Regions from separate parts of the Mus musculus genome. Here all the other regions are linked to region 1. The links are chromatin loops, found by intact Hi-C in ENCODE. Cell type or tissue: left cerebral cortex. All regions are shown on one strand. Links, peaks and the distances in the headings refer to the core of each region. The heading gives the core; the rest is flanking DNA.

Region 1 (8,012 bases), core at 2,064-7,063:
ACTAGGAAAGGATGCTTTAGCCTGACAGGGTCTCACTTGATTTTGTCTAAGAGTATCTCACATGTTCAGAGGGATTTAACAGAGCTGCCCAGGCCTGGTATGATGGACATACTCCCCTTAATTCACTTAGGAGGTAGATAGAGGTGCAAGCAGAAGGATTTTTGTGAGTTTGAAGGCAACTTGATCTACATAGTGGGTTTCAGGCTACTCAGAAAAAGGAAAGAAAGAAAGATAAGACCAGCCTGAGTGGGGTGGTAGAGCGAGGCCCAGTGTGACTTGTTGGCCTGAAGTAAGGCAGCAAAAGTGAACAAGAGATGCTGGTTTCCGATTTGCCATGATGAACCCCTGTTCACGAATATAAGCACGATGAGGAGGCTCGGATTCTAGATCACAGTGTGAGGACCGGTGGTGACTGGTGCTGTGTACTTAGCCTCTGCTAGATGCTGGGTACTCTCTTTCAAAAGTCTGTCAAGCTACCTTAGCTATCTTGTTAAAATGTCACAAAAGCCTTTCAAGATGAGGTAATCAAAAGCAGTGAACATCCCCAGGAACCCCGGTCCACATGGCTCAAGGCCTTTCCTGTCACCCACAGCCACAGATTATAGACTGGATCAGGGAGCTGGGGGGCTGGCTGGCTGCACAGTGCTCAGGCAGGAAGAGAGGCTTGAAGGGAATCCAAAGGACACCCAGAGAGATGCTGAGACCTCCAGCATTCTCCCCAGGAGAGGCAGGGAATGCCAAACGCATGCATGAACTAACTCTCTCTCTCTCTCTCTCTCTCTCTCTCTCTCTCTCTCTCTCTCTCTTTCTCACACACACACACACACACACACACACACACACACACCCCACACCACAAAACACATACACATAAGCACACATACAGAGAGAGAGAGAGAGAGAGAGAGAGAGAGAGAGAGAGGAGAGGGATGGAGGGAGGGGCACAGAGAATCTGAGTCTAGAAAATGATAGCCACAGGGGAAAAGAGGTGGAAAAATGAATGACTGATAGGAAGAAGACCTAAACAAAAATAAGCCAGGGCCCTCGGGGCGGTTGCTCACCCCTACCGTGAAAATTCTGCCAAGAACACTGTGACAGGCCCCACACCTTAGGAACCACAGAGTATTCCAAAAGCCTGCCTATCATTTGGTTGTTAGGAGCTGCAAAGGACACTGCACATGGAGATGCAGATCAGATGTCAGCCCTGTCCTGAGTTCTAGGACTGTGAAGTCTCTATGTTGTGATGCTGACTTTGGAGCAGATGTGTGTGTGTGTGTGTGTGTGTGTGTGTGTGTGTGTGTGTGTGAGAGAGAGAGAGAGAGAGAGAGAGAGAGAGAGAGAGAGAGAGAGAGAGAGAGAGCATGCATGTGCGTGTATGTGTGTGTAGCATTTCCATGGAAACTAGCATCTAGCATTCTAGTCTGGAACACCTGGACTGCCATCTTTTTGAATTGGAGCCTTAGAAGGAATGTGGCCTCTTCCCTGCCCCATGGTGCCTATCTCCTTCTCCTCACATTCAACTTGGCAAGCAGAAGCACCAGGAAAGGAATGGTTGCCTATCAGTTTCCACCCTTGGATGGATGTTCCAGGACATCAGCTTGCATGTTGCATGTTCGCAGCAAAGAAGTGCCTGATTCACATCTCAGGAATGAAAGAATGTGGGAAGAACCCTTGGGGGCAGGCAGTGGCTTTCTCAAGACCTGGCACTGCTATAGGCAGGGGCTGGACCCAGAGGAAGGAAATGGCATCTGGCACCATCTGCCTACTGTGTTCTATCCAGCCTCTAGGGTGGAGGAGCTGCTGAGTTATGAAGAAGAGGCAGACAGAAGCTGGCCTTGACCCTGGGATACCTGTCATGAGACTGACCCTGAGCATGGAAGCCAGAGTCCTAAAGACCTTGTGGTCTCCAGTGAGGAACGATGGCACCACTGTGATAGGGCTGAGTGTCAAGTAGCTTTGGTGTGGGAGGAGCAGGAGAGAGCTCCCTGGCTGACCATCCTAGCCACTGCTGGATGGCCTGTGTATCTCAGAGGGTCAAGGGATCAAGTAGAGCTGTAGTTGTTTGTTGAAGGCATGCTCCTTCAACCCGCTCTGTTCCTGCTCAGAATGGCCAGTTCGGGACTCTTCACTTTGGATGATATGGAGATATCATTGCCTGACAAAAGCTGCAAAGAAGTTGGTCAAGGGAGAGCAGTAGGGAGAGAGATCCTAGGGTATTGGAGAGTCCTCATCAAGAATCATCTGGCGAGAACCCCCAGAGCAGCCATTCCACCGCAGTGTCATGGCGTCCTCGCCTGAGCGCCCAGCCTGGCCCTGTTGACAACCCCTGCCGCCCAATCCCAGTTCAGTCCAGAACCAGAGGCTCTGTGATGATTCCGTATGCAACTGTTTGGCTCCCTCCGTGATCAGTCTTAGAGGACAGATTAACCAAGGTAGAGGGGTCCCTATAAGACCCAGTCTTAGAGGAGGAGGGTCCATCACAACTGATTGCAGCCGGGGTCACAGATGCAGGTGTATTTGTAGAAGCAGGAGCCACTGAGTTACCTGTGGCAGCATGAGAGCCTCTGGTAGAGCTAGGGCAGAGCCAACTCTTAAAAGGGAGGTTGTCGCCTACCCGCAGCAAGAGCGATCATTCATTTTCTCTGCCTAAAGCTACTTCTACCAGGCCACTGAGAACAGGGGAGGGGTGGGATGGGGACAGGGATCTGGATATGGTGGGGTTGACAGCAGGATAATAGAAGTTATGCAAAGGCCCCCAAGAAGTGAGAACTGATTTACTATAGGAGCCAGCTGAAGCTGGGCTGCAGGGAGTGCAGCTGTTTGGGGTGAAATGGGATGGGGATGGGGAGGAGGGGTCCCATGCACATGAGAGCACATGGCCTCATTCAAGCTGGGCTTGGGCTGCTGGAAGTGCGGGGTGGGGGGGGAGAGTGGCATCCACAGAACTACTCGGAAGCTTGGTAACTGATGGGCAAGCAGGCAGCTGTGGGTGATCAGGCTCAGCTACTGTCACCCCTGCCTTCCCTTCCCATAAGCAGGACAGCCGTAGTGCTCTCCCTTCAGCTCCCGGGAGTGTGGCAGCCATTAGATAGCTGGGGCTCCCTCTGTTAAGGCTGGTGGTCTGGAAGTGATCAGCTTGCTCTGACCTGGATCTGGAGGGAAAGCATGGGCTCTGGTGGAGCTGTTGTAGGAAGGCACAGAAATACTCAGGGTCAATAGCTCTGTCTACTGGGCTCAGGTGTGTTTGAGATCATGGCCTTGGAGCCAGAGAAAGCTTGGTTCTGTTAAGGATCCTTTGGGGGAAAGACCCGATCCAAATAGAAACAATGGCAGACCTTTATGATCCAGAGAGTGTGTCTTCTTTATAGTCTGATTGCCCCTGCTCCTTATAACCTCTTGCTGAAGCTGTTCCAGGGTCGACAAGCTAGGCCTGGAGTCAGCCAAGCCAGGGCAGCTCACAATAACCCCCTCAGGGTCTGTACAGGCACCTGTAGACTGCAGACAGTGCCAAAGTCTCAAGGCCACTGCTTTGTGTTGGCTGGTGGGGACAATTGGGGGACTGCCTCAAATACATTCTTTGCTGTTCCCAATGTGGACCAAAGTAAGGCAGGTTTGGTACTAGATGAAGAAGCTTCTAGTAAGGGTTGACCACTGGGAAGTCCCTGATGACTCCCACCTCCACCCAGTCAGAGCCCAGAGAGATCCTGCCAGGTCCTCTGCTCCCAGCAATCCTTAAAGCTGATTCCCGCCTGGGAATGCATGGGCTTTCTAGATAGGGCTGGAATCTGGGAGGAAGACTACTGGCGGAGCTCATTTTAGAAAAGGCGATAGGCACCCTCCTGGCCCTGTGGATCCAAGGCATGGCACCCAACGACAGGGCTTCCCTGTCTGTCCTCTCTGGAGAGCCTGAGAGGAAATGACAGCGCGGGAGCCAGGGCGGGCGGGGAGGGAGGGGCGGTGCCCACAGTGACACGGCCTGTCACAGTGGAGGCGGCCGCGCAGACCCTCCCAGTGGCTGCTGGAGCCGGGGATTCCCCAGCCGCAGATCCCAAGCCCCAGCCGCCACGCGCTGCGTCGCCAGGCTGCTCCATGACCCCTGCTGCCCGGGCATCCCGGACCAGCTGGTGGCCAGGCTGTGCTCGCCCCAGACAGACAGTGGGGTCCCCGGGTTTGGCAACAGGAAACTCTGGGGAGAGAATGGAAAGAAGTGGGTGGTCCGGCCCCTGCGACTTCCCCTGACATCACTGCCCAAATAAGGAGCTTCCCAGCGGCCGCGGGGCGGCCCAGAGCCGCGCCCGCCCCGCGCCCACCCCGCGCCGCGTGGGCCGCCAAGCGAGCGCCCAGGGCACCGCCGGGCGGAGCCGAGCCGGGCGGAGCCGAGCGCGCGGGCGCTGCCGAGCCGCCGGAGGCCGGGCGCGCAGCCCGGCGCAGCCTAGCGCAGCTAGCCCGGCGCGGCGCAGCCCAGCGCAGCCAGCCCGAAGCGCAGAGCCCAGCCGGCCGCAGGTAAGCACGGAGCACGGAACACCCCGCAGCAACGAGGCTACGGCGGGTGGGCGCGGCGGTCCTAGCTTCCCGGATCCCTTGGGTGCGAGCAGCCCGGGCTCTGCGCCGGTGCACGCGCTCTGCGCTCGCGTTTTCCCAACGCTACTTCAGTCATCATCCTAGGGTGACGAGCGTTCCCGCGCCCGCACACCGCCGCGATGCGCAGCCCCATTCGCCCTTGGGTGCGCAGACTCCAGGGTCCTGTGCGGATTCTCGTCCCTTCTCAGGGACGCACCGCGGGGTCTACATACCTCTGGGAACTGCTCAATGGGTTTGGTTGTTCTGGCCACGTTTCCCCGGGAGGCCTCGTCAGTTTCAGACTGTCAGAGCACACAGCCTTTGCTCATTGCGCGCTCACTGTTAAGAGAGTGAAAGTAGCCCTGATCTGGTTCTTCCTTATCCCTGGCAGAATGGCACCTGGCTCAGAGGGGGTAGGGGGTGGTACATAGGGGTCCATACCTCTCAGTGGTAGGTAGTGTGTTGACATTGACAAGGAGATGTTGGGCCTCACAGACTAGTGTTCCCAGAGTCCTGCTCCATGGGTATTTCTAAGAGCACCAACCCTAGCCGCTTGGCATGTGCAGGGTGCTTGGGCTTGGGACAGGACTGATGGTGGCTGCAGAACAGGTGCGGTGGCATCAGCCTTGAGTTCTTAATAGGGGTTTCACATAGTGACCATTGCTCACCTATAAGAATATAGTGAATTTGTGTATTGTTTGGTGGAGACCACAGAGACCAGCCCACAGCAGTGGCTCACCCAGATCAGAGTGGTCCAAACTTCATTCATCTATGCTCTTGTCGTCTAGAAAATGGGGATGAGTGTCCTCCAGGGAGAACTGAGGGCCTGTGAGTTAAATTGTTTTGTAACTGTGAAGTTGTGTGTGTGTGTACTGGTTCCAGTAGTTTGAGTGGTTACTGGGCAGGCACTTGCCATGGCTCTGCTCTGTGACCTAGAACACCATTTCTGCCCTATCATCTGCACAGAAGCAGGCATTAACAAGTGTCCTTTGTGCTGGCTTGCAGATTTCCCAGTGTGTTCCATGGAACGTTCGTTCTGAAGGCTGTGCCACGAGTAAAGGTTTCCTCGTTTAAGTCTGGAAGTTTCCACAAGATCTTTATTACCCATCTGGCCAATCAGTCCAGATTAGCAAATTAAAGGCTCTGAAAAGTCCTGCAGGACAAGAACCTGTTTAACTTTGTCAAATCCATCATTCCTCTTGTTGGCTGTAGCCCTTTTCAAATTATATAGGCTTGCTTCTCCTAGAGCTGATGCAGTGCCGCAAACAAACTGACAGCTGATTTCTAATTGCCCTCTTGGGTGGAGGATGGCCAGGAGCTCAGAGCCACAAGTGGCCTGAGATCGCCCAGTAGTGACCAAATCCACTGAGTAGTTCCTAGAGACAGTTAAACTACCGTCAAAACACTGAGAACGGGGACCAGAACCCAGCGTCCCACCCAGTGCTCGCCCATAACTGAACTGCATGCAGATGTGAGGCGATTCCCTGCTGGGACCAACCTTGCTGCTTTATGCAGGCACCTATAGAAGTGCACTGAGAAACACATCGGTTTACATGATTGGTTATTGGATGAACTATTGATCAGCTACCTACTATGCACTATTTGTTTCTGGGACTCCATGAAGCGGGGATAACTGAACTTCATGACAATCAGTCTTTTCCTCAGACATGCCTGTATACTGCTTCACACTCAACAGCCATCTCTATACATAGACCCACTGTAGAAGTAGATCCCTCCACCCCCACCCCTTCTGTCTTTCACATAACATGTGTGCGCACTCGTGTACACACACACACACACACATGATCCTGTCCACTCATCCACACAAGCTCACACTCTCTCCTACACACTCTACTCCATATACTTGTTCACACTCACACAACTGCTTCTACACACACACACACACACACACACACACACATCCTGTTGTGCCCCAGTCTGTGGCCAAGAGTCACTCATCAGAAAACTCCCTTGTCCCCATGTCCCCAGAGTTAGCAGTTGCTCCTCAGGATGCATCCTGAGTGAGTGAGAATCCCTCTTGGGGCTAAGCCAAGGCCAGGGGTTCTCAGTGTCTCCCACTTTCTTTCACTTCCTGCCCTTTTTGCTCATATTGTCTCACTGTTATTTGGTCACATGGAAAGGGGTGTCCCAGCTCTGGGGAGTGCTGTCCTGTTTGTTTTAATTAACTGTCAAAACAAAAAAGGACCCCACCACGAGGCAGAGAGGGCACAGAGGAGAGGAAGAGCATGAGTGTCCCTGGTGGCAAAGATGGCTTTGACCTAGACTGGCATCTTAGGGGATGTACTAAGTGTTTGCCCGGGCTTGGTGAGTCCCAGGCAGCCATCTAGGGATTGTAACTGTGGAAACTCCACTCCCTTTGTTTCTGGAGCCAGCTCTCTGGTGGGAAGAAAGATGATGAGCATCAGAGGGCACGATGCAGCCACCTGCCTCTGATGCCTGCAGAGAGAGACAGGCAGCCCAGGGTCAGGGCACATTGGGAACAGAAGGAAGAAAGCGCAGAAGTGAGACTTGGGGCTTCAGGAATTCTCAGACTTGACCCTGGTCCTGGGCCCTGAGCAATGAACATGGGGGCAAAGTGTCGAGTGTCAGGAAAAGACTACCAGGCAGAGGACCCAAAGGTAAAGGCCCCACCGCAAGAGGACACAGCTAACCGCTGCTCATGGATTTCCAGCCAGCATCCTCTGGGGGAGCCTGCTGCTCCATCGAAGGCCTAATTACCATCTTGGCTCTGTCACAGAGGCCAAACTGTAAGCATCTTGTGCTTGGAGCCCAGACTGGCTCTGCTCTCTCAGAGGACTAACCTTTCTATCTGACCCACCCCGCCCTTGTCATGCCAAGAGGGTGGCATTCCTGGGGTGCCTCTCTGCCACCCCACTGCAGAGTCCTGTGGTCTGTGTGCAGGCGATTAGAGGCGGTTCAGGTGGTCCATCTGGATGAATGGTGGATTGGTTGTGCTGCTTCCATTATTAATAACCATGATGTCATGCATCTGTGCGGCTCTTGATCGGCTGCAGAGCACTCTCTCCTATTATCCCCTGTGCTCTGTGGGCTGATCTGCCAAGGGGGTGGGGGGCTTGGGAGGAGATCTTAGACATTGTCATACACTGTTGCTGTCGCAGGCTCACCCCGGCCACCTCATGGGCCTGTGCCTCTGTTTCCTCAGCTGCGAGGCCATTTCTGGAGAACCGACTTCCTGAGGCCCTTGGTGAGGTGAAGTGGGGAATCAGCACATGTCAAGGGCCTGGCACAGAGTAGGCGCTTTAGCAACTGCTGGTCCTCATCATCTAAGCAGGGAAGTCAGAATTAAGCAGGATTGTGACTTTCCTGCGTATTTCTATGAGCCCAGCCTGCCTATTTTAGGACTGTCAGTAACATTCTAAAATATATTTACTATGTGTGCATGTCCGTGAGAAAATTGGGGTATAATTTGC
Region 2 (8,012 bases), core at 1,407-6,406, 130 kb before region 1:
ACAAGAACTCAGGGGTACTGGTTAGTTCATAATGTTGTTCCACCTATAGGGTTGCAGATCCCTTTAGCTCCTTGGGTACTTTCTCTAGCTCCTCCATTGGGGGCCCTGTGATCCATCCAATAGCTGACTGTGAGCATCCACTTCTGTGTTTGCTAGGCCCCGGCATAGTCTCACAAGAGAGAGCTCTATCTGGGTCCTTTCAGCAAAATCTTGCTAGTGTGTGCAATGGTGTCAGCGTTTAGAAGCTGATTATGGGATGGGTCCCCGGATATGGCAGTCTCTAGATGGTCTATCCTTTCATCACAGCTCCAAACATTGTCTCTGTAACTCCTTCCATGTTTTGTTCCCAATTCTAAGAAGGGGCCAAGTGTCCACACTTTGGTCTTTGTTCTTCTTGAGTTTCAAGCGTTTAGCAAATTGTATCTTATATCTTGGGTATCCTAAGTTTCTGGGCTAATATCCACTTATCAGTGAGTACATATTGTGTGAGTTCCTTTGTGATTGGGTTACCTCACTCAGGATGATGCCCTCCAGGTCCATCCATTTGCCTAGGAATTTCATAAATTCATTCTTTTTAATAGCTGAGTAGTACTCCATTGTGTAAATGTACCACATTTTTTGTATCCATTCCTCTGTTGAGGGGCATCTGGGTTCTCTTCAGCTTCTGGCTATTATAAATGAGGCTGCTATGAACACAGTAGAGCATGTGTCCTTCTTACCAGTTGGGACATCTTCTAGATATATGCCCAGGAGAGGTATTGCGGGATCCTCTGGTAGTACTATGTCCAATTTTCTGAGGAACCGCCAGACTGATTTCCAGAGTGGTTGTACAAGCTTGCAATCTCACCAACAATGGAGGAGTGTTCCTCTTTCTCCACATCCTCGCCAGCATCTGCTGTCACCTGAATTTTTGATCTTAGCCATTCTGACTGGTCTGAGGTGGAATCTCGGGGTTGTTTTGATTTGCATTTCCCTGATGATTAAGGATGTTGAACATTTTTTCAGGTGCTTCTCTGCCATTCGGTATTCCTCAGGTGAGAATTCTTTGTTCAGCTCTGAGCCCCATTTTTTAATGGGGTTATTTGATTTTCTGGAGCCCACCTTCTTGAGTTCTTTATATATATTGGATATTAGTCCCCTATCTGATTTAGGATAGGTAAAGATCCTTTCCCAATCTGTTGGTGGTCTTTTTGTCTTATTGACGGTGTCTTTTGCCTTGCAGAAGCTTTGCAACTTTATGAGGTCCCATTTATCGATTCTTGATCTTTCTGCACAAGCCATTGCTGTTCTATTCAGGAACTTTTCCCCTGTACCCATATCTTCGAGGCTTTTCCCTACTTTCTCCTCTATAAGTTTCAGTGTCTGCTTTGATTTTTAAAAACATATCTTTTGCTGTCTACACCTTTAGGTTCTCTATCTATTGTTTCAACCATCTGCAGATCTAAAATATTTTTAAAACTATTGTGAGGTATCTGGATTGAATATGATGTCTTTTCTCTAGTCATTATTCCTTAGCCAGGTCATATACATATACATCATATATATGTATATGTGTATGTATACATATACATATATATGTATACACACATATATATGCATACACATAGACATATACATGCACACATATATATGCATACACATAGACATATACAAGCACACATAGGCATACACATGCACACACACACACATATATGCACACACATATATAGTTGCATGTGTAATATGTAGTGAGTGACTACATAATATTGTGTTGCATACTAATTTAGAGATTATTTAGAGTATACTGTGGAAAGGTACATAGGTTATATGCAAGTACTGTACCATGTTATATATGGGACTTGAGACTTCTCCTGTGGTGGTGTAGGAACCCTGGAACAAATCTCCTATGGATGCTGAAGGGTGGTTGTACTGACGGCAGCCAAGAGGAGGTTTCCACGGCAGCCTCTATTCACCAGACTCCTGGGGAGAGAAGTAACAGCTCACTCCCTGCTGCTGACTGGGAGAGAGCACATGGGCTCTTCGGCCTCCTCTGTGCCTCTGCGTCTTGTTCAGTGTGTTTGAGAAGAGGAGCAGCTGGTGGAGATGGCCTGGAAGGTAATGAGTCACAGTTTTCCAGCTGCCTTGCCAGAAATGCTTCCACGGCACCAGGAAGACAAGCCATGTTTGACGAAGAGTGGTCCCCCATATTGGCCAGGCGGAAAGAGTTCTATATTAGGGTTTGGATTACTAAATCCAAAGCTTCTTATACCAGGCATAAAAACCCAGAGCCTCAATGCCTGTCCTCATCTCTAAAGTGAGAGGTTTGGCTCAGAGCCGGGAGACAGCTGCTCCAAGACTCTCACAGGCCTCAGCGTATTTGTGACCATGATTAAGTTCACCCAGGGCCAGGAAACCGCTCTACTCTGAGTGACTCTAGGGCCACTGAGCCCCTGCATCCTCCCACAGGCTGTATCTGGGGAGCAGAGAGCCGCCACAGCCGTGCTCATCTGTCTTCAGAGTGTGTCTCCAAGGGAAGAGTGTTCTCATTCTGCGAGTGGGGAGCTATTAGACTGCTGGATTCTCAAGCAAATGGCCGATCTGAAGTCCCCTCCCCACAGCCTGCTCATCAGTCTGGGCTTGATACTTGCTAATTTCCTTTCCTGGACAAACTTGTCACCACCACTCTGAAAATAAGGTGACCAGATGGGAACACAATGCAGATTTGATCCACTTGTTACAGAGGAGCGTAAGGAGGCTGCTGGCTAGTCGGAATTCAGATGTCTCCTCAGACAGCCTCACGCTGGCTTGATTTCCAGTCTGTGGCTTTCTGTGAAACACCTGCCCATTTTCAGTCTTTGCAGAATTTGACCTTGGTGCTCCTTTGTGGGCGAAGGACTGGTACAAAGGGAAGGAGTGCCTCTGGCTCCCACCCCTAGGAGGGACTGGGCAGTCCCCTGGACGTGTGAACTGCTTATTCTAAGCAATAAACATTTGAGTGACTGGGCTTGCTTTGTTCTGTGAAATAGGACCTTGGGGTTCTTCATGCTAACATAAAACAGCTTTTTAGAATGGCCAATGGCCATGGCATTGTATGCACTTAGGGGTTTCTCTATAATGTATGCACTTAGGGGTTTCTCTATAATGTACGCACTTAGGGGTTTCTCTATAATGTACGCACTTAGGGGTTTCTCTGGGCCTCTGCATGTTTGTCCTTAAATTAAGCAGCATTTCTAGCTCTAACTTAGGTGTCTGACAAGGATCCATCTCTGTGGGTACAGTGGCTTCTACTGCATGAATTTGACCTTCTTTTAGCTCCCCCTGCAAAAGACTCACTTATTTCTTTATTTTTACCTCTCAACTTTTATTTCTTATCTCCTCCTGGCATCTTGCCATTCCCCAACCTCCACAGCATACCATGAGGGTGGGAACATCTCTGGAGGGGCCTGAACTGTATATGTACTATAGGTTTGCCATGTTGGACTGACTGCCAGGGTGAGTCATAGACCTCTTTGTGTGCACGCCCCTCTATTCCCCTTAGTGTAGCATCTCCTTTGTTACCTGTGAGAGTGGGATAATGACAGCACAGTCTTATAGAGAGGTGATCTGTAATGAGACAGATGCATCCGAGGTCCTTAAAATAGAGCAAAGTGAGTTTTTAAAAAATACACTGTTATTACGTTATGTTATAGAGTGAGGGAGTGAGGATAACCCAGTCACTGCTCAATTCTTTTCTTAAACAAAGTGAACAAATGGAAAGAGAGGGAGGGAGAGGGAGAGGGAGAGGGAGAGGGAGAGGGAGAGGGAGAGGGAGAGGGAGAGGGAGAGGGAGAAGAAAGCAAGCAAGCAAGCACAGATACTGGAGTTTACAATGATATGTGTTCTTCAGAGGAGACCAGCAGGGGCCACTGTCCCCACCATGAGGAAGACAGTCCAGATGATTGGCTGGCAATGCTCCAGTTGGCCAGGCCCTGCAGCAGCTTGGGAACTCAGGCAAGTGGGAGAGAGATAAACAAATCAATAACCAGCTACAGAGCCCTCTAAGGGCTGAAAAGGGTCACTCAGGACATCTGGAGTTGATAGGCAGGGACTGGGAAGGGGACACAGACAAGGTGTAGGACAGGCAGGATCCAAGATGAAGATCTGGTAACTTCAAAAACTACAGCGGTGTTCTTAAGACAGTCCACGACCCATACACCACAGAGGCTAGCTGGCCTCTCAGAAAGATCTATGGAGGTTAAAAGTGACAACAGAATCTTCTTAAATGACACAAATGGTTTAATGGCGAGCCATTTTTAAAGAATACAACTATATAGGTGGACTCTGAATAGTCTGTTCTTGTCTTGCCCCAAGACAAGAATGAGGGTCAGTACCCTGGAGAGCTCCATGGGTTTACAGAAAGCTGGGGCAAGCAACTTGTTCTTCATGAGGCTAAGCCTCTTGCTGGGGGCTGGCAGGCTGGCTTAGTGCCAGTCCCCACCCACATGGCCATTGATTGCAAAGGACAATATTCTCCTCTTAGGTGGAGACTCCAGGAAGGGGTGGTAGTGGCCTGGAAGCAAGGATTCCAGAATAGACATTTGGTGTCTGTTAACCTCTAGTTGGGGGGTCCTGGAATCAGCTGTAGGCCCTAACACTTAGGTGCTGTGGACATTTGCTCTCTTATACAGAATGGGTAGCACATTGCTTACATTCTGTGTGATTTAGTTGGTGGGATAAGCAATCAAAAGGCCCTGCTCAGGAGGCAAAGAGCCACTCCTGCTGTTTCAGACTCAGGTTTACGTGGATTTCTCCAATTACTCAATCCATCAAGCTCTTGTGGGTGGCTGGGAGACTGTCTGTGAAGCATAGGGTGAGACCTGGCTGTGAAATGCTTGTGGCTGGCTTTTGGTCCTGAACACTGGAGCCGGAATAAGTTAGCCTGGCTGTGGTGTAGGGAGATGCACCCACATGCATCTGGTGTGCACACTGCAGTTCCTCCTCACCAGATGAGCATATTGTTTGGACACTTCTCCTCTGGAACAAGGCACTTGAAGACTAATTTATAGGCTTGGGACAGGTGTGAACACTGGTGGGCTGGTGATGTTGGCGGTTTGTCCTCCGAGCCCCTCCTCTCCCTAGTCTCTCGCTTCCACCCTCCCCACCAACCCCAGCAAGCTCATCTCCTGTAAGCTTGTTGAGGATCTACTGTACAAGCCCTGGAGGATGCACTCATAATTAACCCTATACTCTAAATTTCCATGGGTAATTCTGACTAGAGTGGCATTTAGTCTGTTTGTAAGAGTGGGTTAGATAGACTTTCAAATTCTGTTTGACTTGATGTTTTTATAAAACATAAATCCATAAATTAGGAAATAATCATGTGTCAAGTCACACAGCAGACATTTGCATGTAGGAATTACAGTTGCCATGCACCAGTGAGAAGGATGGGGGAGGAGCACCTGCATCTCCTGGTCTACTTCAGTCCATGAGAAGAAACACCTGCATCGAGAAAGGACCTGGTCCAATTACTATTGATTTGTAATATTTGGCAGGAACATTGTAGGGTAAGTAGAAATGTATGGACGGTATCTTTGGTACCTGTTATTTCTTTTCCTAGGCCTTAGAGTCTTTAATCCATCCCAAGTCTCTCTTATTAATATAAAAGTCTATCTCAACAATCAAAGGAAAAGACTCATTGCCCTAACATGGTGATCATTACAGAGGCTGGACAAGACCCTCACACCAGTCAATCAAGGATTAGCCAGAATCAAAGAATGTTAAGACTTCTCAATAGCCCTTGAACAGCATAGAATCAGCCTCATTCTGAGCTTCAGACTAGATGTCTTAGCTTTAATTCATGCTAATAGAAGAGCCTATTGTTCTGAGGCAAATAGACCGAGTACAAATTCAAAATCCTCCAGGCGTGGCTCTATGACCATGCGTATTCCTTTATAAAATGGAGGCAGTAATACTCAGTTCTCCAGTTTTGTAAAAACTGAGTGGTATCCCACAGAAGCCCCCGACACAGTACCTGACCTACAGCAATATGCCACAAACAGGAGTCCTTGTAGCAGTCACCACGGAAGCCTGTGGGCTGCAGTTCCAGTTTGCTATGGGCAGAAACCTGTTTTAAATAATAGATGTTACTTGTAATCTGGGCAACAGTCCCATCCCACTTCTACCCCCGAATCTGAAAAAAAATAAAAGAAGTGACCTTTACTAAGTGCTTTGGAATTTTGGTGGAAGGTTCTGTAATTGCTAGTTAACTGGCCGGGAAACCAGCTCTTGTGCAGTAATTGGAGGTGTGCGGGTCAGGACATTTAATTATGGCCTGGCCGCCTGGAATAGAAACCTTGCCACCATGACAACACCTTTTCCACATCTGCCTGATTGAGTCAACAAATTGTTGGGTCCCAGCCCAGACTCAACTGTGGTCTCTCTCCCCATCCAGAGTCTGTCAGTTTGGTGGGATCATCAAGGGTCAGCTTGGGGGATACACTAGGAAAGACATATACCCCTGTTTGGTGAGGGTCAGGGGGGGTGATTGCAGCTGGGTGAGGTAGAGACTGAGGAGCTGGACCACTGGGTAACCAGAAAGAACAGTTCAAGCCCAGTTCTACCTTGGTTGTGGTTTGGATCATGAGTAGATTGCCTGCTCTCACTGGGCCTAGTACCTTCACATATATAACAAAGATAACAAGAGTTCAGCTGACCCTCTCTGGCCAAAGATTCTGTAGTCAGAGCTAATCAACCACAGGTGACAATAGTTAGAGGTGGGGTGGAGGTGTCACACTGATACCGAACCAGCACAGACTTGCTTTCCTCCCCCTTTCTTCCATAAAAGAGACGGTCCAATAGCCATTTACAGAGCATGCGCTCAGCATTTGAGAGAAGTCGTCTAGAGATGATTTCACAGACCAGAGAGGCTTGTGTGGATATATTTAAATGTTATGCCATTATGAAAGGGATTAGAAGTACCTGTGGATTGTGTTCCTCCGGGTCCTGGAGGCAATCTCCAATATATACCAAAGGACAAGTAGTCTCACCTCATCCTTATCATGAGGACTCAAAGTAGTAATGTCAACCAAATGCTCTAAACCATTGCAAATGCCCTGTGACTGTGTGGTGCTGGCATGAGGGTTGTGACCTTTGTGATCTTAGAGCAGCTATCATTCTGGGTAGAGTTGTGAAGCAGACACCTGAGGCCTTGGGGGTACCCCCTCCTACTCAGCCTTGTGCAGCTGGAGCCTCCCCATCCCACCCAAGCACCTTTGCACCTGCAGTCTGTCCCCATCACCTCCTGACCAGTCCCCCCCAACACGCTGTTCAGACCCAGGTCACAGACATCATGAATTCCTTCCAGACCACGCCTCCAGATAGGATTCATTGCCCTTCTTTGGTTTTCCTGTTTATTTTTCAACTAAAAATATCAGCTCCTCTCACACTCGACTATAGAGGCTCACACCTTGCCCCAGGTGAGATACCAGGCTCTTTCGGTCTCTGCTCTTCGCTGTTTGCTGCTGTGCCTGAGAGCAGGGGCTCAGTGGTGTTCTGTAGGGATGGTGTCTCAATGAAGGAACCTTCATCCCCCTCCCTCCATTGTCCCTTCCTCTGTCCCCCTTACCTGTGGATGCCAACCATGCTGTCTCTTTCTCTTACCTGTCATTCAGGATGAGTCCGCGCTGTGGCAGCCTGATAGAAGGAAGCTGGGAGCCCTGCTTTCTGATTGATACATTCCACTTTTAATTAGGAAACACGTCATAGGGCAGTGTTGTATCCTCCCCACCCCCACCCCACCCAGTTTTAGTTTCAGTTACCCCTGGTTCAACTGTAATCTGAAATTTTAGGTGGAAAATTCTAGAAGTAAACAATTTACTCATTTTAAATGGCATGCTGTTCTGAGAAGCTTGGTGAAATCTCTCGCCATTCCATTCTGTCCTGCCTGGGTCACGAATCCTCGCTGCATCCAGTGTATCCATACGTGCAGGGTATGGTCCCTACTCTCTGGCCTTAACAGACCAACAACTGGGTCATTGCAGGGCTGGGTTTAGGTC
Region 3 (8,012 bases), core at 1,123-6,122, 86 kb before region 1:
GGACATGACTATGGGAGACTATCTTAATTAATAGGAAGTTGTGCCCACTGTGGGTGGCACCATTCCCTGCATTTTAGATTGTATAAGAGTGGGAAGACTGAGCTGAACACTAGCACACATGCATTGGTTCATTGCATGTCTGGTCTTGATGATGGATATAATGTAACCAGCTGCTTCAAGTTCATGCCACCTCAACTCCCTACCGTGATGGACTACCCTGAGCTACAACAAGCCCTTTCATCTCAAAATTGCTCTGTCAGGGTGTTTTATCACAGGAACAGGAAATGGAACTGAGACACTTATGTTCAACTTCATCACTTGATGGAGGTGCTGTCTGCCAGCTTCACCATGAAGTCAGTTTCCCCTTTCTATACTCTGTCTTCTAGAAGATCACACTTGGGAGGGAACCTGAACTCCACCTTTTGAAGTAAGAAGTATTAAAATTTTGTGGACACATATTAAAAATCAGGACAGCAAGGAATGGTGTATTGGGAAAGATGCTGAGGCTGTGTAGGCACCTCTCCCATCCCATCTCCTTATGGTCATTTTTAAATGAATCTCATTGGCCAAGATCCTTACTTTGGGCTTGTAATAGTGCTTTTATATTTTCCTTGTTTATCATTTATTATTTAGACTTAAGAAAGACTTATCCCTTCCACTTATTTATTCATTTGTTTATTCAGTATTAATTTATATTAGTCTGGACTCAACAATTTCTATTTTATTCTTCCAAGTTAAAAACAATAGTATTGCTATTTATTGTTACTTATATTGTAACTATTTATATTAGTATGAACTCAACAAATTTTATTTTGTTTTTTAAGTTAAAATTGTAGTACTATTGGTATTTTGTTACTTGAATTGTTCCACTTTTGGTCTTTAGAAGCTTTTTAATGCCTGCTTTTTGTATCCTTTTAACCTCCTCCTTTCCTGTTTCCTTCCTACTTCCCTTCCTACTTCTCTTCCTCTCTTACTTCCTCCTTCACTTCCTGCTTCCTAATCTCCCTCCTTCCCTTTCTTACTCCCTTCTTCATTTTTAGGAGTCATTGTCTTACCTTCTATAACTATAAAATCCTTCCAGGTTCAACTTATATTTTCTGTGTCCCAACCCTAGACTTGGCCATTTCTGAGAATGTTTTAAAGTACTCTCATTTAGGAGTGACCAAAACACTTATAGATCTGCCCTAGATCCCCTCCAAAGGGCAAAGGACACTTGCTTACAGGACATGTTTAATACGTAAAATGCAGCTGCTTCTCTGTCACCTACTCTTCATCTCCTCTTGAACTTTAAGAATCCTTGCAGAGCTGATAGAGTAGGCCAATGGGTGTGCACACACTTTAGATAGTAAATAGCACATCCCAAAGAGAGAGGCTAGCCTCCAACACTCATGCTTTGGCACTCAAAATTCTTAAAAGGGCACTCAGCACTCAGGAGGTAGAGAGAAGGTAGGTCTGTGTGATTTCAAGGCCAGCCTGGCCTATATAGCAGGTTTCAGGCCAGCCAGAGCTACATAGTAATAAGACTCTGTCTCAGATACTAAACCAAACCAACAATAACAAAAGGACTTTCGGTTTTACTTGGACAATGTGGTAGAACCTCCTAAGCTCCCTTTCCGTAAACTCCTAGAAGCAGGAACTCCAGTATTAAAGGAGGCAAAGACAGCTTTCCTGGGCTGGGGGGGTTTCCTCCTGACCTCCAAAAAGAGTTCCTTCCATTCCTCCTGGAGGTGGGCTCATACCCTAGAAAGTGAATTTGGTCAGCAAGGGTCTGGACATAAAAAGAGGAAAATGCTCTGGCTACTAGGGTCAACCACAATGCTTAGGTTTTATAATCCTCTGAATGTACAGATCCTAAGACCTGGCCAGCTGCACCTTCCAGGAAAGCTTCCATTAGGTAGCTTTAGCCTGAGCAGGAAGAAAGCAATGTGATTAGAGCTGGACCTGAGGGGCAGAGTTTTCACCCTAGTTTTTGCCCATGTAGAACAAGTGATCCTTGCTCACTTACACATGCAATACTGTAAAAGTAACTTTTATCTGCATGATGTAATCGTTGTCTCAGGGGCTTACCGCTTACTAAGCGTACCTTTTCTAGTTCTTTCTGAACGCTGGCTGTTCTGGCTCAAACTTCTCTCCCAGCTGACTGATTCAATCTGGCTTCTCTCAGCTTCTCACTGAATTGCTCTGGTTGGCCTCAAACTAACTCTGGCAATTTGTTCTAATCTTCTGGCTCCTTATTCTCTGGCTTCAACTGCTGACCTGCACTGAACTTCATGAACTCATGACTGAACTCAACTCCACTGCACTGCACTCAGTACACTGACTCACAGTTGACTGAATTTTCCCTACACTATCCTTAAATATTCTTTCCTGTCTGTTGGGTGTATCCTATCTCTGACTCATTCTGTCAAATCTTTCTCTGATTCATCACTTTGTCTGCCACTCAATTAGATGTCACTTTCAAACATGGCTGCTTCCTTCTACAAACTAACTTCATTGTTTGGGATTAAAGGTATGCACTAAGGGTATGTCTGTATTCCAGCCAAACAGATTAAAGTTATGTCATTCCAGACAGATCATATACACCTAGATCTTTGGATGTCATCCTTTGCTAGAGCATCCATGTTGTTAGACTGAAATTCCTCTACACAATACTTTTGTAAAGATGGACAGTTGTTATAAGTAGTATCTGCTAGGTGGAGAGGAACTAGGTACCAGTAAACCCAGAGCAAACTCAGGCTGAGGCCTGCTTACCTCAAACAGAGTCTAGTGCAGTGTTCTCAACCTTCCTAATGCTGAAACCCTTTAATACAGTTCCTCATGTTGTGGTGACCTCCAGCCATAAAATTATTTTCATGGCTACTTCATAACTATAACTTTGCTACTGTTATGAATCATAATATAAATATCCGTGTTTTCTGATGGTCTTAGTTGACCCCAAAGGGGTCATGACTCACAAGTTGAGAAACACTGGTCTAGTGGAAAGAGGTTGAACCATGGGTGTATGAATTTGATCGTTAGCCTTGCTGAAGCAGAGAATCTGAGACCCCAGCTCCCCTCATTCCCCACACACAGTCAACAACACACAATGCAGAAAGTGCCCCAGAAGATAAAGGAGTGGGTTGAGCAGTGTGCTGCCCTGGGGTATTTTGAATAGGTACTCCACAGAAACGTAGGCTAATATTCTACAAGTACTGAAACCATGCCAGGGAACAGCCAGGCTCACAGGACATAAAGCAAAGAGACAAAGAACCATTCATAAAATGACAGAGAGGGCTGTGGAATCCTGAATTGTCAGAGCTGGCAGGGTCCATTCTTTCTTCTTTGCAGGTTGGGGGAAAGCCACTAAGTGTACCCCATCTGGGAAGCCTCCACTGCACACAGACTGGCAAGCCCATTGCTTCCTGTGTGTATCCCTTGAGGAGGGAGCTCATGCTATCGAGATCCCTGTGTGGAGCATTTGCTGACCCAGAAGGCTCGAGCTGTTGAGGTTACAGGATGAGGGGAAACCTCCTTAGATTTTTGTCCACCTTAACTTTCAGCACAGAAACTGCCCTCCTAGTGAAGGCAGTGTGTCTAGTGAAGGCACCGAATTAAGTATAAAATAAAAGGGTATTTGGGACCTGGAGGGAGAAACACACTAGGAAATGGAACTAGGAAACACAGCATGCACAGATAAAGCTCTGGAGGAGCAGTAGATACTGGACAGAAGAGCAGAGAGCTAGAAACTCAAACAAGCAACAACATGGACTAAGGCAGGGAAGGTAGGATTTGCACCAAATGGGGCAGGGTCTAGGATCTCATCCAGTTTCCAAGACAAGGGCTTGAGGGGTGGTTGATGGTATATAGTCTGGGAGGCAGAATTTAGGGAACCTGTTACACTGTGGGGTTGTGGGGACACAGCTTGTTTCATGAGGGAGGCCAGGAATAGGAGGTTGGGCAATACTTCCAGGAGAATTCTGCTTCAGCCTGTCTTACAGTGGGGGAGGGCTCAGTGTGGGCTGTGATGTAGGGAGGGCCAGTGTGTGAAGGTTTCCTGGAGTTCATCACACAGACCTAAACCTAGGGCTAGGCAGGAACACTAAAGCAGAGCTTTAGTTGCCCTGGACTGAGTCAGCACAACAGAGAGAAGATGAGATTGCCAATATCCAGACTCATGCCTGTCTCCAGGGGCATTGGAGTGAGCTCTGCCTACAGAGCTCCTAGTGGTGACAAAAGCAATGTCACTATTATGGTTAGTATTTCCTCCTCTGTGGAACAGACAGGAAAACACCACCACCTGTGTCATGGGGTAGCAGGAGTAATGAGAAAGGGCGTGGCCTCAACTCACACACAGCAAGCACTGCATAAATGCAGACTCTGCCCCGTTCAACAACACTGCTTCTCACTCTCCTCACTATTGACCCCCGTGGCTGGATCATTCATTGATGAGGGGGACTGTCTGGTGCATTGCTAGGCACAGAGCTGCAGCACCCTGACCTCTACCCACTAGATGCTAGCAGCGTCCCCAATTATACAAACCAAAAATGTCTCTAGGCATCGCCAGATGTTCTGCGGGGGGAAGGGAGGGTGAGAAGCAAAATTGCTACAGCTGAGAACGCCTGTAGCACTTCATTCCTCCGTGTGCTGGTGGATACACAGAGTGTTCTGTGCGGAGTACAACAGCGCGGCATGAGACGCTGCAGGCATTCTCAGCTGTGGCCATGCCTAGAGACAGTTTTAGTTTCTATAATCGGGGTGCCATGGTCAGTACTGCTCAGGCCATGGCTTCACCTGGACCTGGACAGAAACCCATCCCAGAAAGCTTACACTGATTCTGAGCAGGAGCAGCTAAAGCCAGCCAGATGTCAGAAGCAGCCAGAGCCAGCTAGGGTATTGTCAGCCAGTGTGGCCAGGACTGCCTCAGAGAAACCTTTGTGAAGAGAAGAGCAAGTGCCTCAGAAAAGAAATCACTTCTGGCTGCCCAGGTGCCACAAACTAGGACACCTGGACATCTGGACTCAGCAGGGACAAGTGGGAAAAGGAAGACAGGTTAGGGAAAAGGGAAGGGTTAGTACCTACCGTGTGACAGGCCTGGCACATCAACATTCTCCCTGGCTTTCCAAACCAGATCCTGATCCTCACTGCCATGCAATGTTGGTGAATGTATGTCACACAAAAGGCGCTTGTCAAAGTGCTGAGGAGACACAGGAAACAGGTACATAGCACTCCATACCTTTACCGCGTCTCCTCTCTAGTGGGAGAGGGCTGGCAACCTTGGAGGAAAGTGAGGGTGGTATTGAGACAGTTGCACACGGTGGGAAAGCAGGGAGACGACTGGGAAGGTGGCCATTGTAGGAGGGTGGACTCCATGGAGACAGAGGGTCACAGGTCTAGTTTCTGCTTGCTTCTTACCGTACGCTCATCAGGAGAGCACTGGAAACCCAGACATGAGCTGAAGCAAACTCTAACATCCCAGAGAAGGATGTGTGGGTAAACATTGCTCTTCCCACTCCGAGGCTCTGAGAGCTGCTCAGAGACACTCAACCGAGCGGCAGCCAAGCAGGTGTTGACAGGCACCTGGGTCCTTCCGTTTCCACTCTGCCGCTTCAGGACATGGCAGGATTATGCAACATCTTATGAACCCGGGATGAACCAGGGTAGATAACAGGACCTCCCTCTCCATGGAGATCTCTGACAGGCAAATTCAAGAGTGAGCCAGGAACCAAATCCTAAACAGAGGGTTCAGGGCTTTATAAATAGCTAGGGAGATGAGAAAACCAAAAAAGGAACGAGCTGGTGGGGCTGGGGAAGGACATTCATTAAAATACACCAAGCTGCTTGTTCACGGTTTTCCAGTTCTCAGAAGCCTGGAATTCTCTTCACTGCCAAGTCTCTTGAGAGCTCCCCAGATCCTGCACGAGTCAAAGAAAGATGAAAGGCCAAGGCTGTGTGGCTTAGATCCCTGGGCACCCCAAGGTCGGCTTGCTTGACAAAGAACAACTCAAGGTCATGGGCACTTGGCACCCATGCGAAGCCAGCACCTGTCGTGTGCCACTCAAGACCTGAGATCTGGTGGTGAAGACAGAGTCAGTGAGAGTCTGAAAGAGTCCCTGGGGGATGCCCCTTCCTCCACCCCCCTCACTTGCTACTAAGCAGGGACAGGTGTGAGGGATCAGCCCTGGGAACCTTCCTCTGGCCTCTGTCTGGACCTCTCAACACACTGGTGGCTGTGGCCTTGAGGGATCATCCCCACTCCAGGCTGAGGGCCCTGAGGTCAAGGATAGCAGGTGGACTCCTCCCACTGTTCCCAGTGTTCAGCACGGTGCCTTCCCCATATCAAGATGTAAATCTACCTTCAGAATGAACATGAAAACACCTTTCCATCCCAAACACTCAGCCTTTGTGACCCTTACAGGATCCAACCAGCCACCCTGGCCCTGCTCTCTTTTGTGACCTCTGGACAACAGACAAGACTTCACCACCTGAATTCGCCCCGGCTGGGGCAGCTCCGCACCTCAACTCCTGTCCACTTTCTCTGTACCTTGTCCATCCGCTGGAGGTGGCTCAGGTGATTGCCCCATCCCTGCTGGTGGACTTGAGAGCCTCCTACCTGGCTCCACCTTCCAGCTGGTCACCTTGTCTCCTGCAACCAACCTTACCTGCCTCCACCGGGGATTCCCTACAGCAGTTGGGCCCTGTCTCGTCCCTCTTGAGGAACCTTCCCCTGGCTCTTCCACCGTTTCCTGCTCACCCCCTCCTTGAACAGAGTTCCTTCTCTGTCATTTTTATTCTTGCCTTCCCATCTCAGTCACTGCTTTTCCCAGGAGCGCCCCTGAGGCACCAAGGCTCTGGCCTCTTCATCAGCTCTGACTGTCTTTGTTCACATGACATCATCCACAGGGAGAGTCCTTCCCTGCCATGACCATATGGCTGTGTCCTTTATTGTAAGACTCAGCAAAAACCGCCTGCGCTTTTAGGAAGCCTTCCTGGTTTCTCTCATGCACTTCTGCTGCTTGCAGAGACTGCATCCCTCCCCGTCTTGCTGTTTAGCCTTTACTTCCACTGTGGTATTTGTATGGAACCTGTTCTAGTTGTGTGAGCTGTTCCTTGAGAGATGAAAGCAAGCGTCCAAACACTCCACCACTACACACACATGGGAAACCAACGATGGGGCGATCTCTTTCACCCAGGTCTATCCTGTTGAGTCAGTGTATTTCCTGGGCTTACATACAGGAACATGGGCTTACTTACAGAACTCAACTCCTCACAGATAGCCATAATGCCTCATTAAGATGATGACAGCTGCCATGCCCTGAGTATAGCATTCCACAGCAGTTGTCATTTATCCATCTTACCTCCCCTAAAGCACCTCCAAAATCTAGTGACTGTACACTCCTCCCATTAAAGTCTTTATGAACATGCCCCACAGTGCACACTTGTAGCAGCTGGATTACAACACTAACATTTATACATACTAACATGCACATGCTAAGAATTTACAGAAGGCTGTGCTATAGATCGGCAGGAATAGAAGCCCTGCTATTCTCTCCCTAGCAACTGGTGGGACACTCTCTGTCTAGGGAATGAGGGTGCTCAGGCTACGGAGACTCAGAGACTGCTTGTGGAGAGCCATGCAGCAGACTATTCCTAAATGGCTGCTCCAGCCCACTGCAATGAGGACAGCAAGGCCAGAGAAAGTGTGGTAACTGGGGCAAGGAACAGGAACCCTTAGGCACAGGGGAACAGCAGCTGGGTATGCCATCTGGCCCAGGATTCTAGGCTCTCCCAGATGCCTGTCATCTCCTCAGGGAACAGAGCCCAGTGACCAGGAGATGATTGACAGCAGAGTGTCCCCTTGGGCAGGGGTCTCTACCAGTAGTGGCAGCTCTTGGCAGAAACACTAATGTAATGTGAAAAGAGGGTCTCTGAGTCCCATGGCGTTTGACAGATATGAAGCATGAGCCCCAGGGACAGGACAAGTCCAAGGTGACCATGTCACTTTCTGATGTGTGAATTTTCCCCTCCCTTGGCAT
Region 4 (8,012 bases), core at 1,929-6,928, 51 kb before region 1:
CCCTGGGTCCCATTAGGTAGGCCCATGCAAGGATGTTGGCTCCCAGCAGTGCTATACCCATTTTAGAGGTAGAAAAATGGAGGCTCCGGGGATCTTATAATTACTCAAGAGTCACTCAGAAAAAGAGAAGGACTCGGACTCTGTGTTCCATGATTATTCCAGGGCTGGGACCTTGACCTCTTCTGCCAAATCTGCTCAGGCCCAGAGGACAAGGGAGCAGGTGGGGGAAAGGGAGCATGTGGCCAGCCAATCCCACCCTGTCCTCTGAGCGGGGAGGAAACAGCAGGCCGTGGGGGATTCCTCCCTCAGAGCCTTACCCACCCACTTCCTCTGGACGATCTCATTTTCTTGGTCACTTGTTTGGTTTCTGCTTCCCACCCCCCCCACCCCCGTTCGTTCCTTTTTCTCAAGGCCGCTTTCATTTCCCTCTGCTGGTGTGTCTCCCACCCCATGCCAACCCCATTCTCTCTCTGCTTTGGACTCCTGTCCCCTCCTCCACCTGGGATCCCCTGTGGGAGGGTGTGCCTGCTTAGGATGGGGTGGAAAGGGTCTGCCATCACCCTGGGAACCTGTGGTGGCCTTCAGAAGGTCCAAGAGCCCAGCCACCCTCAGGCCTCTGCTCCCCCATCCCACTCAGGGCTCAGGCCTCTCCCCATGTGTGAGGGAGAGGAAGACACCAGCCTCAGGATATGAAGACCATGATATGACACACAGGAAGTAGCAGTGTTCAAGGCAGACCCGGGGTGCACTTGGGATCTGAATGCAAGTTGGAAGGTTCAAAGGAACAGGAACCCAGGTTCAAAGCTTGGGCTCCTTGGGAAGGAGCAGGCAGCATGTCGTAGAAGGGGCGTGGGAGTGAGACTTTGAGCCAACATTGAGGAGTGCATGGTGTTTGCTCTTGAACACCAAGACACTGGAAAACTCCTAATACCTTCAAGGCAGCAGTAAGTTGGGATGGGTTGAGCATGGGAGTAGGGCTTCCAGATCCAAAGGTGATAAATAAACATTATGTTACACGGCCTCCCTGACTGCAGCAGGGGGATTATAGTCAGTATGGAGCCCAGCAATATTCCAACATCTAGCGTGAAGAAAGGAAGACCATCTCTTTGAGGGCAGCCAAAGATAGAGGGAGGGAGAGAGGGAGGGAGGGAGAAAGGGAGGGAGGGTGAGAGGGAGGGAGGGAGGGTGAGAGGGAGGGAGGGAGGGAGGGAGAAAGGGAGGGAGGGAGGGAGAAAGGGAGGGAGGGAGGGAGGGAGGGAGGGAGGGAGGGAGGGAGGGAGGGAGGGTGAGAGGGAGGGAGAAAGGGGAGGCAGTCAGTCAAGGTTTAGCTGAAAAGGGAACTTTGTAGCAAGCAGAAATGTTCAATAGTAGACAGGCCGATGGGGTAGTCCAAAATGTTCAAAGAAAACAGTTAGTTTCAGGTATAAAAGTGGCTGATTGGTTTTAAGGTCTTATTGGTTTAGTATATTCAAGATGGGTTGTTTGTTTGACTTGGTTATCCACCCCTACCAGGGGTTAGCTTTACTGGCTGGGGCAGGATTTCTGATTCTAGACCGCCCTCACTGGGAAATCAGAGTGGCTTCTTAATGCTAGGAGTCGTCATTATAAATGATTTCACAGCAAAATTAATCTTTGTAATATATGTTTTTTAAGCCAAAAAATACACTAAGTAAAGGGATGTACTTGCTCCCGGGTCTGGGATTGGTCACGTCATCTCTGGCATCCTGTCATCTTCTGCAGGACTGAGACAGAGTCACCTGCTTTTTATGCTTGTCTAGCCTGGTCTGGAGTCTGTTAGTGCCTACTTGTTTGTGTTCCAGAGCAGCCAGGTGAAAAGACAGAGGGCCACTGTCCCTCCTTTCCTGGTGGCTTCTCAGGACCCAGGAGGCCTGTGGGTTAGTTTAGAGATCTGCCAGTCCTGTGTCTAAGGTTTCTGCCCAGCAGCATCTCCCCTTTGGAAGGAGCAGGTGCTGTTTGTTGGCCATAAGCAGTGATGGTTCCAGGGAGTTTTTGATCATCCCTTCCCGGCTGCCTTAAGCAGGGCCACATGTGTTCGTGGTGGTTGGCTGTCCAGAGGGGATAACAGGGATCTTTGCCTCTTGGCAGCATTTCCTTGCAAATAATCATCTTTCCCTTGTCCCTGTAACAGGGTAAGGCTGTGGCAGGGCTGAGAAGTCTCTGTCTCTGTCTCTCTGTCTCTCTGTCTCTGTCTCTCTGTCTCTCTGTCTCTGTCTCTCTGTCTCTGTCTCTCTCCCTCTCTCTCTCTCTCTCTCTCTCTCTCTCTCTCTGTGTGTGTGTGTGTGTGTGTGTGTGTGTGTGTGTGTGTGTGTGTGTGCTCATCCTACTCAGACTCTGCTGTTTCAGACCAAGATGGAGAAGACAACTGTCTGGATTTCACTTCTGCCTTTTGCTTTCACTGTGGGTCTTTGGGAAAGTCAGTTGAACACTCTGAACTTCAGTTTCTTCTTCTATAAACTGGGGAGACCAGCAGCTGGCCCACCACACCTCCTGGGTTGGTTTGAGATCACGAGGAGGAAAAGCTCATAGACCATCATGTTGAAAAAGAGACTAAGGACCTAGGACTCCTCTTAGTCTTGCAATAGTGCATGTCTGCACGTCTACCCACCAAACAGAACTGCCCAGCAGGTCTGAGGTCATGGCCTCAGACAAGATCCTGCAAGATTTTATACCAGGGGAGGACTAACATGAAGCCTAGGGGTGATGCTAAGTTCGGTGTTTTTTTTTTCTTCCATTCCTCCCTTCGTCCCTCCCTCCCTCTCTCCCTTCCTTCCTCCCTTCTTTTCCTTTCTTTTCAGGGCAGTGTTTGAACTCAAGGCCTCATGCATGCCAGGCAAGCGCTGTACCACTGAGCTACAGTCCCAGCCCAATCCCTCATTCTTTACCTGGCATCACACATCTAGTACCTCAAGAGTCTCCCAAGATCTGCCCCTTACCCATTCCTGCCTCCTAGTATGAGACATCTGCTCTGAGCAGGACGCCTCAGGTCTCCACTACAACCTCAGAGGGCCAGAGACAGATGTGAACAGATGTGAGAAGAGCTGTTGGGATCCGTGCTATTGTTTGATGCTGTTCTGGGGCCTTCTGTATTTCTGGCTGTGGAATCACATTCCATCTCTGCCCATGTCACTTAGCAGTGGTGACAAGAAAGAGCAGTTCTAGGGAGTCTGTGTACCTCCCTTTCTTCCTTCTCCAGGGAGCTATCGGGGCTTCCAAGGGGCATGGTGGGGCAGTTGTGGGAGTCATCAAACATGTGGAAGACTGGCCTTAAAGCTTTCTAACTAGAGGTGTGGCCATTTCTCTGGGAGCAGCTTTTGAAGGTGACAGAGGAATGGCGGTGGAAGGGGGTGCCACAGCCCAGTCCCAGGATATCCTCATGCTAACCCAGCAAATCTGAAGAGACCACAGATTCTTAAACCACTCCTGAAGCTGCTGTGCTCCCAAGAGACGCTGAAGGCCGTGCCAGGGAATGACATTTGGAAGAAGTTGGGAAACCCGCTTACAATATTCCTCTAAACCATGAGTCTCAGGCCTGTGGGAGCGCCAGCGTGCTTCGTCAGCTAGTGTCACTCGCATGATCTGAGAACTTTCCACCTCTGACCAAAGAACAGGACAGGAGAGCCAACCCCTACCCCAGCCCTAGCCCCAGTCCCTCACACTTCACAGAGACTCCCATGGCTCAAAGAAACTGAGAGCTGCCTCTTCCCAATTGGCAGCAGAGAGCAAAATCATTACTTACAATGATCTCATTGGCCCTTGGTGCCTGCTCCTGCTTCATGGCTAATGAGTGTTGACAAGCACCAAAGTGACTTGTGCTCAGCACACGTGTTAGCAAGGTGATTGGGATTGGCTCATTCTGCCGAGACTGGTGGTGTGTTCTTATAGAGCACGTGTGAGTATGCATGGTGTATGCATGCATGTGTGCATGTGTGTGTGTGTGTGCGTGTGTGTGTGTCTATGGTGTGGGTGTATTTTCTGCTAGTGGAATTCTTCCCAGGTCCTGAGCCAGATGGTTAACATTCCACGGAGTTTCCCCTCAAGGACTACATGGCTTTCAGTTCTGCAGTGGAGTCGGGTTGGGATGAGGCAGGAGACAAGACTTCCTGGAAAGAAGATGAGATGCTCTAGACTCGGCTTTTATCTCTGATCCTAGACACTCTACTCTATTCTGTTAGACTCAGGTTTTATCTCTGATCCTATACACTCTACTCCTTTCTGCAATTCAGTAAGTACTATGGGCTTCAGGTCAAACGTATTGTGGGCTTCCTACTGTCACTCCCATGCCAGCACCTCCTCTTATCTGGATTTGGATCTCTATGGATGCTTCTAACGGCTGCCAAGGTGCCTCCTCTGGCCTGGTCCTTGGTAAACCATGGTGATCTTTCTAGAACACAAATCTGGACCCATCATCCCCCTGATTAGCTTCCCACAACCTGCAGGTTTAAATGTCAAATTCCTTTAGTGGCTTGCAAGGGCCCTTAAACATGCCTGTCGTTCTGTCTTCTCTCCAACATTTATAGCTAGCCCATGCCACCCTCTGCCTTTCAACTGTGGTTCCATCTGTATACTATGCTTAACCTCTTTTCTCGTGGCTCATTCCCCCTTCTTACTTTTTAACTCAGTACTCGGTCTGCCTCTTCTAGGAAGACTCTCTTGAGTGCTCTGCCTGTCCTTAAGCCTGTCCAGCCATTGGGCTGCCAAACCTCCTTGTGAAGACCTGACATATTATAGCCATCTTTGCTGATCTGCATCCCACCTGGACTGTGGGAGACTTGGAAAATACAGACTACCCTGCTCTGTTCCAACTTCTATGTATGACAGATACTCAAACAAACAAACAAAAAGCTCTTACAAGTGAAGGGGGCAGGTGGGTGGAATAACTAGACTTCCTTTGTTAATGTCATGATCTGGTCAGGGCCAGTGCTAACTTCTGTAGGAAATTCATGTCATTTCAGTAAATCTCTTACATGCAGCAGGCACATCACAAGCTTGTTCTAAGAGCCAGAAAAGTCAAAAGAGCAAAGGGTGTGGCAGAAAACAAGACAAGCCACGGCTAGGCCAGGCTGCATGGGGTTCCCAGTGCATGGGAGATGCACGCCAGAGCTGCTGGGACTCGTGAAAGGAAGGAAGGATGTGGATCAGTGGACCAGGGGCGGGAACAGGAGTTTCCAGGGGAGAGGCACCCTGCTGGGCCCAAGGCCCCTCAGGCCCTCAGTTCCTCCTGTGGCATCTCACCGGAACTTCATTAGAAGTGAAGGTCTGACAATGCCTGGAGTCTGGTGCAGGAAAATGCCCATGTTGTGCCCTCAGATGAAGGTCATGCCTCCTTGCTCCCTGAAGAATGCACACCATCTGATAGTGACTAGAGACCTATGTCCCCAAAGTGCAGCAGAGAGTAGTGTTGGGAAGGTGAATTGGGGCCACCAGCCCAGGTTCTGATGGCAGCTCTGTCACCATGAACAATGTGGATATGTCACTCAGCCACTCTGCCTGTTTCCTCCCTTGCTGGGGGAGGTGAATGAGGCTCTCCATAGTGTGTGATGAGTTACCAGTAGGCAGTGACTCCAGTCTCAGCCTGGCACAGGATCCAGATTATATAAACACTACGTTGCTAGCACTGATACTTAACCAGCACACCTGCCTACAACCTCTCATTCTGGCGTATGAGCCTTTAAAAGTCTGTAGTAAGGGCATTTAGCATGAGCCCTTCCCTGTGGCCACACTTCATGTGTGCAGTGGTGTTGTTAGCTGTGGGCATGCTGCTGTGCACCAGATCTCTAGATCTTCCTGGTTTGCTTCACTGAAATATGGACGTGTAGAGACACCTCATTCCACTGCTGCCTGATCCTGTCACCTTCATCCTGCCTCCTGCTTCTAAGAGTCTAGACACCTCGTACAAATGGAATCATGAAAGAGCGTGTCGTACCATGATTGGTTTCTTTCTCTTAGCGCGATGTCTTTCCCCCACTCTCCTCACCTTGTCACATCCTACAGGGTGTCCTCCTTTGTTAAGGCTGTGTCTTGCTTGGTTATGAGTATAGATACACAGCTATGGCTGGCATGCTCTCCTTATCCCTGGGGCTTTGTGTCCCACTCTGTGACTACCGGGATTCACGCTGTCACACATGTAGCAGCACAGCCTCACTTTGAGATCCCGTTTTCAAAACAGACCCAGCAGAAAGCATGCTGCCTGATCATACAGCACTGCTGTCCTTAGGTTTCTGCAGCCTCTCTGTGCTGTTTTCTGAAGTCTCTGGACCCTTCTACAACCCACCAGCATCGTGCAGGGCTCCCATCTCTACTTACAACTTTGATATAGGGCTTGCCTTAGGTCCCATTCATGGCTCGCTGACTTCTCCTATAAGCTTTGTGTGCACTGGGCTTTAGGAAGGTAATAAGCTAGTGCCGATGGTTGCTTCTGCGGCTGATGGCTGTGCTGTTCCTAACCCTAATCCTTACCCTAACCCTAACCCTAACCCTAACCGTAACCCTAATTTTTTGAGAACTGAGTTCCGGGTGCACTTCCCACAGCTCAGGTAAGCCAGAGGACAGACTGCACTGTCAACCACCTCAGTGGGGAATATAGTGACTGATTCTCCTGCTCTGCTCCAACGTGATGGATGGGTCGAGCTGTCAGACTCAAAGGAATTCCTGTGTGCTCTGCATCATAGACGGGGAGGCCTGGTGTTTGAAGGTAGACAGGGGAAGTGTCAGAAAGGCCACTTAACTGACCCCTGTATATCTGTTATACAGAGGCCCCTGGTCTTTGTATATTGGTTCCCCAAGTTCCAGTCACATATCATTCCTTCCTGTGACTGTAGCTTGGGTCCCCAGAGAGGCTTCTTGACACTGACTAGGTCTCTTGTTGATCACAGGGATACACTGATCAGTGCAAGACAGCTAGGTCACAGGAGGTAGAAATGTTGGGAGGAGTCTCAGTGTGTTATAGGCAGGTGAATTGCTCCCGTGGGTGAGGGAATGACTGTAGGTTGAAGGTCAGATGAAATTCTAAGGTAGTCAGGTCCTAACCCCAAAACGGAATTCCCCTGCCTCTGCTCCTGAGCCTTGCTCCTCCACTTGGCTTCTTTTCCTTTTCTGATTGAATGTTCTTCTCTTACTATGTCTGCTTGGCCAACTCTTACCCATCTGCCCTCCAAAGCTTCTCTGTCCAGTCCAGATGTCCTGGGGTGCCTAGACATTCCCCTCTATCCATCAACTATGGCAGTGGCAGCACATTGTGAGCCTCAATTCCAGCCTCCTGGCTATGGTACTTTGCTCTATCAGAAGTGTGCTTCCCGGGGCTGGAGAAGCAGCTCAGTTGGTAGAGGGATTGCTGAGCATATGTGAAGCCTGGAGTTCAGTCCCCAGCACCACATAAATGGGGTAGAGCCATGCATGCCTGTAATCCCAGAGCTCAGAAGGCAGAGGCAGGGTGATCAGAAATCCAGTCATACTTGGCTGCACAGTGAGTTTGGGGTCATTCTGGACCACATGGAACCGTATCTCAAAACCAAAAGAATATGTTTCCTATCATGCTCAGGAGCCTCCCGTGAGGCTCAGGACTATCTGGGTAGAAAAACACTTTTCAGCCAGCTCTGAGCAGGGCTCTGCTGTTTTTCTGGAAGGCTATTCCATACCCCCTCTTCCAGGAAGCTCTCTGTGACCACACGTACCACAAGCCCTTTCTCATGAACTCTCCTACTATATGAGAGGATGTTTTAGAATCAGCATGATCACACACACACACAGAGGGAAATTCTATACAACATATTTTGATTATATTCTTTCCCTTCCCCAGTTCCTTTAAGCCCTCACATTTCATGTTCTTTATCTCACACATAAACAAACAAAAAGTACACATGCACACACAAATGATAAAATCTGACTTTTGTTGGTCATCTATTCCTGAATATGGTGACTGCCCTGAAATGTGGTCCCTATACCCACTGCCCTTAATATGAAGCTACTCTTGTATACAGCAGATAGCCTGGACT

The links. A loop is a pair of places that touch in the nucleus more often than their neighbours do. Peaks named below come from ENCODE experiments on the same cell type or tissue, not always from the same donor. Only the 100,000 strongest peaks of a DNase experiment are listed, where the experiment ranks them.
Region 2: it touches region 1 in a loop (2.1-fold over the local background); 2 of 42 quality-filtered maps call a loop at or near these places.
Region 3: it touches region 1 in a loop (1.9-fold over the local background); 2 of 42 quality-filtered maps call a loop at or near these places.
Region 4: a loop joins it to region 1, with 2.2 times the contacts of the local background. A loop is called at or near these places in 8 of 42 quality-filtered maps.

What each region holds. Positions count from the first base shown.
Region 1 is chr4:120,028,463-120,036,474 of GRCm38, forward strand. All of the region lies in intron 2 of Hivep3 (human immunodeficiency virus type I enhancer binding protein 3), which reads left to right. Gm38632 (a long non-coding RNA gene) reads right to left here and starts at 4,931. Exons shown (of 5, transcript XR_003955100.1): 1 at 4,794-4,931. In left cerebral cortex, for the core only: no CTCF peak of the experiment used is centred there; DNase peaks (open chromatin) are centred at 4,284, 4,705 and 5,564; H3K4me3 peaks cover 2,982 bases; H3K27ac peaks cover 3,174 bases.
Region 2 is chr4:119,899,611-119,907,622 of GRCm38, forward strand. The region is part of intron 1 of Hivep3 (human immunodeficiency virus type I enhancer binding protein 3); the gene reads left to right. Among named protein-coding and RNA genes, the nearest start is that of Hivep3, 89 kb to the left of the region's middle. In left cerebral cortex, for the core only: CTCF peaks have their summits at 3,913 (motif pointing right) and 4,912; DNase peaks (open chromatin) are centred at 2,106, 2,676, 3,915 and 4,932; H3K27ac peaks cover 2,625 bases.
Region 3 is chr4:119,943,461-119,951,472 of GRCm38, forward strand. All of the region lies in intron 1 of Hivep3 (human immunodeficiency virus type I enhancer binding protein 3), which reads left to right. Among named protein-coding and RNA genes, the nearest start is that of Gm38632, 86 kb to the right of the region's middle. In left cerebral cortex, for the core only: a CTCF peak has its summit at 4,199; DNase peaks (open chromatin) are centred at 4,153, 4,671, 4,846 and 5,694; H3K27ac peaks cover 1,871 bases.
Region 4 is chr4:119,977,675-119,985,686 of GRCm38, forward strand. All of the region lies in intron 1 of Hivep3 (human immunodeficiency virus type I enhancer binding protein 3), which reads left to right. Among named protein-coding and RNA genes, the nearest start is that of Gm38632, 52 kb to the right of the region's middle. In left cerebral cortex, for the core only: no CTCF peak of the experiment used is centred there; DNase peaks (open chromatin) are centred at 3,971 and 5,589; H3K27ac peaks cover 1,455 bases.